Regions from separate parts of the Homo sapiens genome. Here region 2 is linked to region 1. Evidence: chromatin contacts called from ENCODE Hi-C or POLR2A ChIA-PET data. All regions are on one chromosome and are shown on one strand. The core of a region is the stretch at or near the end of the contact, and the rest is flanking DNA. Distances in the headings are between cores, read along the strand shown.

Region 1 (4,305 bases), core at 1,523-4,022:
AATCAAGGAATGGTCTGAGGAGACCCAAGCAGGGAGGGGGCAGACAGGAGGCTGTGGACACCTCTAGAGATTTCCCCAGGGCAGTCCTGACAGGGGAGGTTCTGGAACAGTTCAGTCTGTCAGCAATCACCAGCCACCTAATGGGGGCCTGAAGCAATGAAAAGTGGGAGAAGCCAGTGGGAGCCCCAGGGTGCTCACACACCATGCTGGGGGTGCAGGAGAGGCACCACAGTGGGCTCCATCTGGGGTCCTCATGGCAGGTGGGCTGCAGGTGAGGACAGGCTCAGAGAGGAAGGACTCTCTGAAGGACAGGCAGCTTGAAGCTGGGGTATCCAGGCCAGGCACACAGGGTAAGAGAGGAAAGGAGGGCAGCCCAGGCAGGTGGAATGGGCTGGACATAGGCAGGAAGAGCAACATCCACTCCCTTGCCTATTCACTCAACAAACTTTCACTGGTTCTACCTCTGGGCAAAGTCCTGGGCTGGCCATGGGGCCAACACTGAGTGAGACTTCCTCACTGAAGCTGGTGGCTTCAGGAAGGTGTGGACAGTGCCATGAATGAGGGAAGCCTAGGGGGCCAGAGAGGGGGGCACATAAGACATCTACCATCCTGGGACAGGGCTGGTCAGAGAGGACTACCCAGAGGAGGCATCATTAGAGTGGCAGATGAACCAGAGGTAGCCCCAGGTGGAGGAGACAAGAAAGGCATCCAGGCAGAGGGAACAGCAGGAGTAAAGATATAAAGACAAGGCTGGGCGTGGTGGCTCACGCCTGTAATCCCAGCACTTTGGGAGGCCGAGGTGGGTGGATCACTTGAGGTCAGGAGTTTGAGACCATCCTGGCCAACATGGTGAAATCCCGTCTCTATTAAAAATACAAAAAATTAGCTGGGCGTGGTGGTGCATGCCTGTAATCCAGGTTACTCGTTGTCAGGAGAATCGCTTGAACCCAGGAGGCGGAGGTTGCAGTGAGCTGAGATCGCGCCACTGCACTCCAGTCTGAGTGACAGAACAAGACTCTGTCTCAAAAAAAAAAAAAAAAAAAAAAAGATTTAAAGACAAGAGGCCACATCAAGGCAGGATTTGGACTTTATCCGAGCACCAGGGAGCCCTGGCAGCTTCCAAGGAAGAAGGGACCCAGGCAGGTTTGCAGGCTAGGAAAGTCACCAGGCACAAATGGAATAAAGACTGCAAAGTGCCTGCAGGCTTCCAGGGCCAGAGTGGTGATGAGAAGATGCTCCCAAACGCTGACCCTGTGAAAATGTGACACCCAAAAGAGCACTAGCATGGGAGTCTCTGCTCAGTTCAGTCCCCTGGGCCTTCCCTGCACCCATGCAGCAGGGGCACACCACACATACTCAAGGAGACAGACTGGCCCACAAGTTAATCTGTCAGAGCCTGGAGGGTCAGAGAAGGGCGAGGTGGGCAGAGGCTCCTCCTCCACCTGCCAGGTTCAAGCGATTCGCCTGTCTCAGCCTCCTGAGCAGCTGGGACTACAGGCATGCGCCACCACGCCCGGCTGATTTTTGTATTTTTAGTAGAGACGGGGTTTCACCATGTTGGCCAGGCTGGTCCTGAACTTGACTTCAAGTGATCCGCCTTCCTCGGCCTCCCAAAGTGCTAGGATTACACGCGTGAGCCACTGCGCCCTGCTGGCCCACCTTTTCTTGCTGAAGCCAGGATCCGAACACATCACTTCCCTGCTCAAGGGCCATCGATAGCTCCCACCACCTCCTGGATCACAGTCAAACTCTTTGGCCTCCAGCCCCTCTGAAGCTGACACTGGCAGAACTTTCTGGTCTCATCTCCACCACTTCACTCCAGCCAAGCGTCGCCCTTTCCCCAAGTGCCAGGCGTCTTTTCCCGTCTGTGCCCACTGCTTTTCTCTTCCTGGAATGCCCTTCCTTACCCCTTTGCTGCCAAGTGGACTCTGGCATGGCCGTAAGGCATCTTCAATGGTCCCATGTCCTCAACACTCTTCCCAGACACCCCAAATCCCCCAAAGAGCACTGGCAACACTATCCGTCTGCCTCCCCTGCAGACTGAGCGCTCTGTGTGCTTGGCCACGTCTGACTCACCCCACCTTCCCCGCCCGCCCTCACTCGGCACACCCTCAACATTTGCTGAAATGAATAAATTATCTCATTTAGCCACAGAGCACTCCCAGCTTGAATGTCGGAGGTTCAGCCAAGAGCCCTAGCGTGGAAATCACCACACTGAAGGTGGCAATATTTCACCTCGCCCAGAAATTTACTGCAAGTTCTCAAGTCTCCCTAGAGTGCGTGTTTATGTGTGTGGTGGGGAAGGAGGGGCGGCGCTGGGTGACGGAGCTTCGATTTAAACACAGATGACGGAAAATCTCCTTTTCCTCCCACTATGTCTGGCCCACCAAGCCCACCTAGGCCCTTCCCCAGTGTCACCTCATTACCCACTCACTACCTGGTACATGGGCAAAGAAAAATACCCCCATCTCACCAAGGTGGAAACTGAGGCTCGGAGAGGCCAAGTGACTGGCCCAAGGCAGCACCCTCAGAGGAGGGCTCTGCTCCTGCATTCCCGCTGGGGGCTGGGGGGGAAAGGGGTGTAGACTCAGCCGCAGGACAGCGGGAGGGTGGGGGTTCTGTGGGCCTTTCCCACGGTCCAGCAGTGGGGAGGGTGGAAGAAGGGAGCCGAGGTGGGCACAGGGCGATCCCTCCCTCACAACGCTACAGAGAAAAATGGCAGGCAGCCAGCAGGGCCCAATTAGGTAGCCAGCTTCAAAGGCACCCATGAGCCAGTAAGAGCCAGATCCCACTCGAGCCCAGGCGGGGCACCCTCCTGGCTGCCTGCCGTGCATGCCTGTCCATCCCCTGGCAGCCCCATTGGCCACACTCCCAGAGCCCTATGGGGCAGGCAGGCCCAGGCCCAGACAAGCCCCTGCACAGGGGCGTGTGCCCAGGGCAGCCTGGGCCTTGACCCCACAAGCACCCCCGGCCCGCTTACCTGCCAGAGGCCCTGGCCATGGCCACAGGCCCCAACGGGGCACCACAGGCCCCGCCCTGCTCGCCAGGTATGATTTGCATATGCTAATTAGCCGCACATCTCTTGCTCCCCTTGGAGCCAGCTTGTTTGGGGAACGGCTGGATCTGGCTATACCTGTACCATGCTGATGTCACGCCGAGCTATTTCCAGCCCAGTTGCCATGGAAACCACAAGGCCTCAGCTCCAGTTAGGAGTTCAATATATAATTTACTTACTTCCCCATCCCCCCAGCCCCACCCCAAAAAGACTAGGGCGTACAGGGAACAATTGGCTAAAATATACAATAACACCCTCCACTTCCCTCGCGGCCTGTGAGAGGAGAGGGGAGGAGGAGGAGGGAGGAGTGCGGCGCAGCGGAACGGTAAATTCATTTTGGAAGAAGGGGGGATGGCAGGGAGGAGAGAAGAGCTTTCCTCATTAAGACGAAGAACAGAGGCTGGCACTCAGGGATGATTCCAGGGAGCAGGCCCGGGCCAGGCAGGAGTCAGGATGCCGCCCTCTGCCCAGTGAGCCCTAGCACTGCCCAGCCAAGCCTTCATCAGGGACCACGAGTGAGGGATGACTCCAGGCCCCCAGCCACCAGGCTGCAGGTGACCTGGGGTTTCTGTGGAAGCCCAGGGCTTATGAGGGCACTGCTGTCTCAGCTGCCACTGCTCTGGTACTTCCAGACACAGGGATGCCATCAAGGCCTGCTGTTCATAAGCAGGTCCCAGTATGGGGGTGGGGGGCACTGGCCACCTCCATGCCTGGGTGTGTGGGGTGCTCCTGATTGACCCTGTGGCCAGCTGAGGCCTGGGGCCATGAAATCAGCCAGCAGAGGCACCTGCCCAATGGAGCTTAGGGCCCTGGCACTGCCCTGACCTGAGATCACTCCAGCTGTGTTCTAAAGGCATTCTCTGACACCTGCTCTGTGCCACACCTTGTAAGGGGTACTAGGGGGGCATGAGAGGACTCAGACACAGCCCCACATGCAGGGAACATTCAGGCTGGCCGTGGGAGGGCAGAGATGGTGCTATGGGGACACTAAGGAGGTATGTGACCGTCACACGTAAAGTCTAGGAAGACTTCCTGGAGGAGGTGCTGGCCAGAGCTAAGGCTTGAAGGGTGAAGACTTGGCTGGGGGCTGTGGGAGGACATTCCAAGCAGCACATACAGCATGGGGAAGAGTACTCCTCTGGCCCTGCCCTTCCACTCCACAGGCATGGGGATCTGGGGGCCAGGCCACCTGCTGCTGCTCTAAACTCCCCAAGTGCTCCAAGCAACCCCGGCTCCACTCCTGCCTGGGC
Region 2 (4,325 bases), core at 111-2,610, 110 kb after region 1:
TCCCCAGGGTAAGTTTCCGGTGAAGAACATTCTTTACAAGTAAGAGGATCCTCTGAGCCTACTGGCCGAGGGGCCCAGCTTGGGGCTGAGGCTGGCCTGGGGCTGAGGCTGGCCTCTACTTACCGGCTAGGTCTTGAGCAAACGAACTGGCTTCCCTGGGCCTCCTTTTCCCTGTCCTTAAAATGGTGCAGGTGAGGACAATAGGAGCCCCAAGGGGTGCTGTGAGGGTGGCCAGTACGTGCCCTGCTAAGGGCTCCATAAAGCCTAATTTGTGGTCATGAGAGGGGGTGCAGCAGGACAGGGTGGGGGCAGCTCTTGAAAGCCCCATAAACTAAGAGAATAGAAAGGAAGGCACCCTGTCTCCACAGTGGAGGCCACCCCTTTGGCCAGAGGGAGGGTTGGCTGCTGCCCGGCCAAGGAGGGGCAGAGAGAATCTGGCAGAATTCACTGAGCCCTCGTGCTGGCAGCCCTGGAATGGGACCCTCCTGGGCCGTCCCTGGCCTGATGAACTGGCCCTGAGGCTACCTACCCCACAGCTTGGCTCGGATCCCGGCCACCCAGCTTCCAAGAAAGCCTGGAACCAGGAAAGGAGCGCCGCTGGCGTGGAAAGACACACTTGCATCCTAAAACACTTGGCCTCTGGTTGTGTTTCAGGAACTGGGAGGTGAGACCCTTTCTGGTGACTGACAGTTTTGTGCCTCTGGGCGCAGAGCCCTGTGGCTGGCCCTGGTATCCCCCCCTCCCCCCTCTCCCCGCTCTCCCTGGCCAATGCCAGCAACAACCCAGAGGGTAGCCCCACCACTTGCCAGGTTCAACGCAGTGTCCCCCGCAGCAGCCACGTGAGGTTCCTCGGATGGGGAGCTGTCCCTCCCCCCTGCCCCGCCCCTGGCCCCAGCCACACAGCGCCCACCCTCCTTGTTTAAGGGCCAGGAGGCCAGACTGCTGGGGCAAAGCTGTCACAGCAGCGAGGGAGAGAGCGCTGTCCCCCTCCCCTTCAAAAGCCACCTTGGCAAGGCATTAGCTAAACATCTTCTCGGTCCCAGAAGGCTTCCCCTGTGAAGTCTGCAGCGTTCAAACGACAACCAGCAAATCCCCAGAGACAGGTCCCTGGGAATTAGCTGCGCCGGGCGGGATGAAAGCCGCTCTGATGTTCTGGAGCGAGAGAGTAGAGAGAAGGAGGAAGACAGACACTACCTGCCAGTCGCAGGGTCCCGGGCAGCAGCAGCACGCCAAGGAGGAGCCAGGGGGCTGCGGGGAGCCCAGGAGGGCGTGGGAGGCCTGGCAGGGCCCGCCACCTCACAGGCTGGTTCTCCATCTGGGGGCCTGCTTGTCTGCGGCGACTCTTTAGTTCACAGGAGGGGACGGCCGGCGCTGACAGCTTCCCCTTTGCTTTCCCCACGAAGCTCCTCCCTGGCAGCCCCTGACCTTCCGCTCAGAAGCAAAGCTGGAACAGCCCAGCAGGGTGGCCGCCAGATGAGGAACCTGGCACTGAGACTGGTCCAGGCCACACAACCAGAAGAAGAGCTGGAGACGGGACCCAAGCCTCCCCACTCCAACCCCTGGTGGGCTTCACCCTGTCTCGGCCCCTTTCCAGCAGGGGCCCCGTCCAGGAGACACTGGTAACTGTGCAGAGGGATCATGGGATTTCCATGAGTGACTTCGGGCCTTGGTTTAGCCTCTCACTTCTGAAACACTTTTAAAACGACCACAAGCATGTTCACACAAACTTCTCTAAAATATTCTGAGAATCCCTTAATAATGTGTTTACCAAAGGTAGGTTTTTTGGTGAGGGGTGGTAGGGAGGCTGGGGTGAAGGGCAGGAGCCTCATGTTCCCAGCCCTAGAGAGGGCCAAACACCCAGGGCAGGTGAAAGGCAGGCTGCCCATCATTCACCCAGCGAGAACCTCTGTGGGTCCCCTGCAGAGGCCCAGGAGACGCCTCCTCTCTGGTCCATCTCTAACGTCAGCTCCTCCCTGTGGCTGCCCTAAAGCTTAGCTCACTCGGCCTCCCAACTGTGAGACCCTCGAACTGCTTCCCCATTGGCTGCAGGTCACAGCCCCTGCTCTCACTTCTAGCAGCATCAGCCGGGGACAGGAATTGTTTGCTGCCGGGACCCCCTTCCCCAGCAGACTGGGAGCCCCTCACCCTTGGCACCCACACATCTGCCTGCGTGTCTGGAGTGGCAGAGGAAAGGGGCTGGGGTGTGGTGATGGCTGGTGGAGCTGGAGGCACCTGGTACATGGAAGACGCAGGCGGGAAGGTGGCTGAGTTTCAGCGCATGCTGAGCGCTTACCTCCCTTCTCTGCAGGTGTCCCTTCACTCACCAGATAAATGTGATGATCCCAGTTGTACAAAAGAGAAGACCTCGGCCCCAGGAGGCAAAACAACATGCCTAGGATCAGGGCAGGTCTGTGGGGCGGGCATTTGAACTGCCAGTGGTATGATGTCCGAGCCTTCTCCCACCCTGCTACTGCCTGCTCAGGTGTGTCCAGCTGCAGCCCCCGGTGACGGCATCATGAGATCCATTTCAGTTCTTTGCACACATGCTTTTCCCTGGGCTGCTCCAAACATGAACAGTGAAAGCCTAAAGACGTTTCCACCAATGCCACGAGCACTGGGAGGCTGGCAAGAGCAGGGGCCGCCCACCAGGGGAGGAAGACATATGAACAGGAGAAGTTTCCTACCGCGCAGGGGGCAGGCGGGGACCCCAGTGTTATTGACTGTTGATCCATCACAGTGATACATGCTCACATATGTCACAGTGAGATGCAGACCCGCTGCTTCACGCTATTCCTGGCTCCTGGGAGTAGCAGGTTGTCTAAGCACCTTGATGCCATGGTGATAGACCTCGTGTCAATGCCTCAGGGTACACGGGGAGCATTGGAAAAGCATCGGTCTGTGCCTCTACAAGTCTCATTACGACTTGGCACTGGGAGGCAGCTGAATGCCAAACTGCCTCGGAACAAGGGAGCCTGCTCTTCCAGCCCTGGTGCCGCCTCCGCTCCTGCCCCTGTGCCAGCTCACTGACCCTACCTCTCAGCCTGTCACGGTGCCCCCCACACCCCAACTCTGTACCTCGGACTCCCGGGAGTTCTGCCGCCTCTGAGTCTGGGTCTAGCCTGCTGCACACCTGGTTTCCACGCTTGCCTGCCTGAGCTGCCTGTCTTCCTCCCCTCTCCTTCTTGAGCCTGGCCCAGGGGGTGCAGGAATGGACGGATGGGTGAGCATAAGGCAGGGAGAAGCCTTCCTCCAGGCTTGATATGAAGGCAGGTGCCCAACACCACGCTGGTGCACAAGAGGCCTCAAGGGAAGGGGTAGCCTCTGGGAGGCAGGGTGGGAGGAGGCGTGCATACTCCCCAGGCAGGCCCTGGGCTGTGGAGCGCAGACATGACTGGACAAGAAGCAGCTGAGGGTCCCAGCTCATTGCCCAGTTTCTGAGACGCTCTGCAGCCACGCAGCCTCCTGGGGAGAGGCAGGGACGCACCTTGGCAAGGAGCCCAGCAGCCCTGGCTGCGCTGTCGGGGCCTCGTGTCTGGCCCTGATCCTCCTCGGGAGCCAGGGGGATAGAAATAAAACCGCAGCGCATCCAGGAGCCTCATTTCTACCAAAACTTTCTAGCACCTCTCATGTGCTTCCTCTCCTGTGCCCTCAGCCAGAGCTGTGAATAAACAGTAAAGGCCCCAAAGGCTGAAGGCGGAGCAGAGGAATGAGGAGGCTCTGTGGGTGTCCCAGGGGCAGCTTCAGTGGCACAGCCTTCGAGCTAGGCCTTGGCAGCTGAATTTGCAGGTGAGGTCCCTGGGGACCACACGTCTCAGCCACTGGCTTTTGCCCAGACCTCCGTCCATTCCCCGTTTATCCGTGCATCTATGCCTCACAGTATACTGAACACCTGCCCTGCCCTGGGCCCTGGCCTCACGGAGGCTGTAGAAGTGAAAGAGCCTAGCCTCCCTGGGAAGCCTAGGGGCACGGCAACCTCAGCAGAGTGAAGCAATAATAGAGCAGTTCCGGGAAGCTTCCAAGCGCCTGACACTGCTCCAGGGGACCTGCTCTCCTTGCCAGTTTAATCCTCACTGCAGCCCTATGGGGCAGGCACTCTAATCACCTCCATTGTACAGATGAGGAAACTGAGGAACAGGGAGGTTAAAGTAATTTCTGAGTGGCAGCCCTGAAGGAGGTGGAAGCTGGGTGGGGAAATGGGGGAGCCCAGGTGTCCCCTGCAGTCCCCAGGGGCCTCCTCGACACCAAGACTAAGGCTTTCCAAATGAGACCACAATTACTGGCCTCTGTTTTCTTTTTCTTTTCTTTCTTTTTTTTTTTTTTTTGAG

Evidence for each region. Hi-C counts contacts between places; a loop is a spot of excess contacts on that map. ChIA-PET counts read pairs that join two places held with the same protein, here RNA polymerase II (POLR2A). Pooled maps may share reads with other maps.
Region 2: a loop to region 1 is called in a map of prostate gland, with 2.2 times the contacts of the local background. The contact joins the promoter of NFAM1 here to the enhancer-like site in region 1. A Hi-C loop is called at or near these places in 11 of 168 maps with a recorded cell type or tissue (B cell, CD8-positive, alpha-beta T cell, Caco-2 and 7 more), 7 of 37 single-sample maps with no recorded cell type and 17 of 50 pooled maps. POLR2A ChIA-PET finds 5 or more read pairs at or near these places in 4 of 52 experiments (CD4-positive, alpha-beta memory T cell, MCF 10A and WTC11).

What each region holds. Positions count from the first base shown.
Region 1 is chr22:42,315,084-42,319,388 of GRCh38, forward strand. It overlaps a transcript of TCF20 not described here. Among named protein-coding and RNA genes, the nearest start is that of TCF20, 47 kb to the left of the region's middle. RefSeq lists enhancers at 1-448, 3,190-4,087. Within about 2 kb of position 2,773, at least 10 of the 41 ENCODE cell types and tissues checked have a DNase peak (open chromatin) inside an H3K27ac peak, as active enhancers do; they include mammary epithelial cell, prostate gland and sigmoid colon, where a contact is called at or near this core.
Region 2 is chr22:42,431,043-42,435,367 of GRCh38, forward strand. NFAM1 (NFAT activating protein with ITAM motif 1) reads right to left here and starts at 1,361. Exons shown (of 6, transcript NM_145912.8): 1 at 1,195-1,361. The coding sequence starts at 1,315.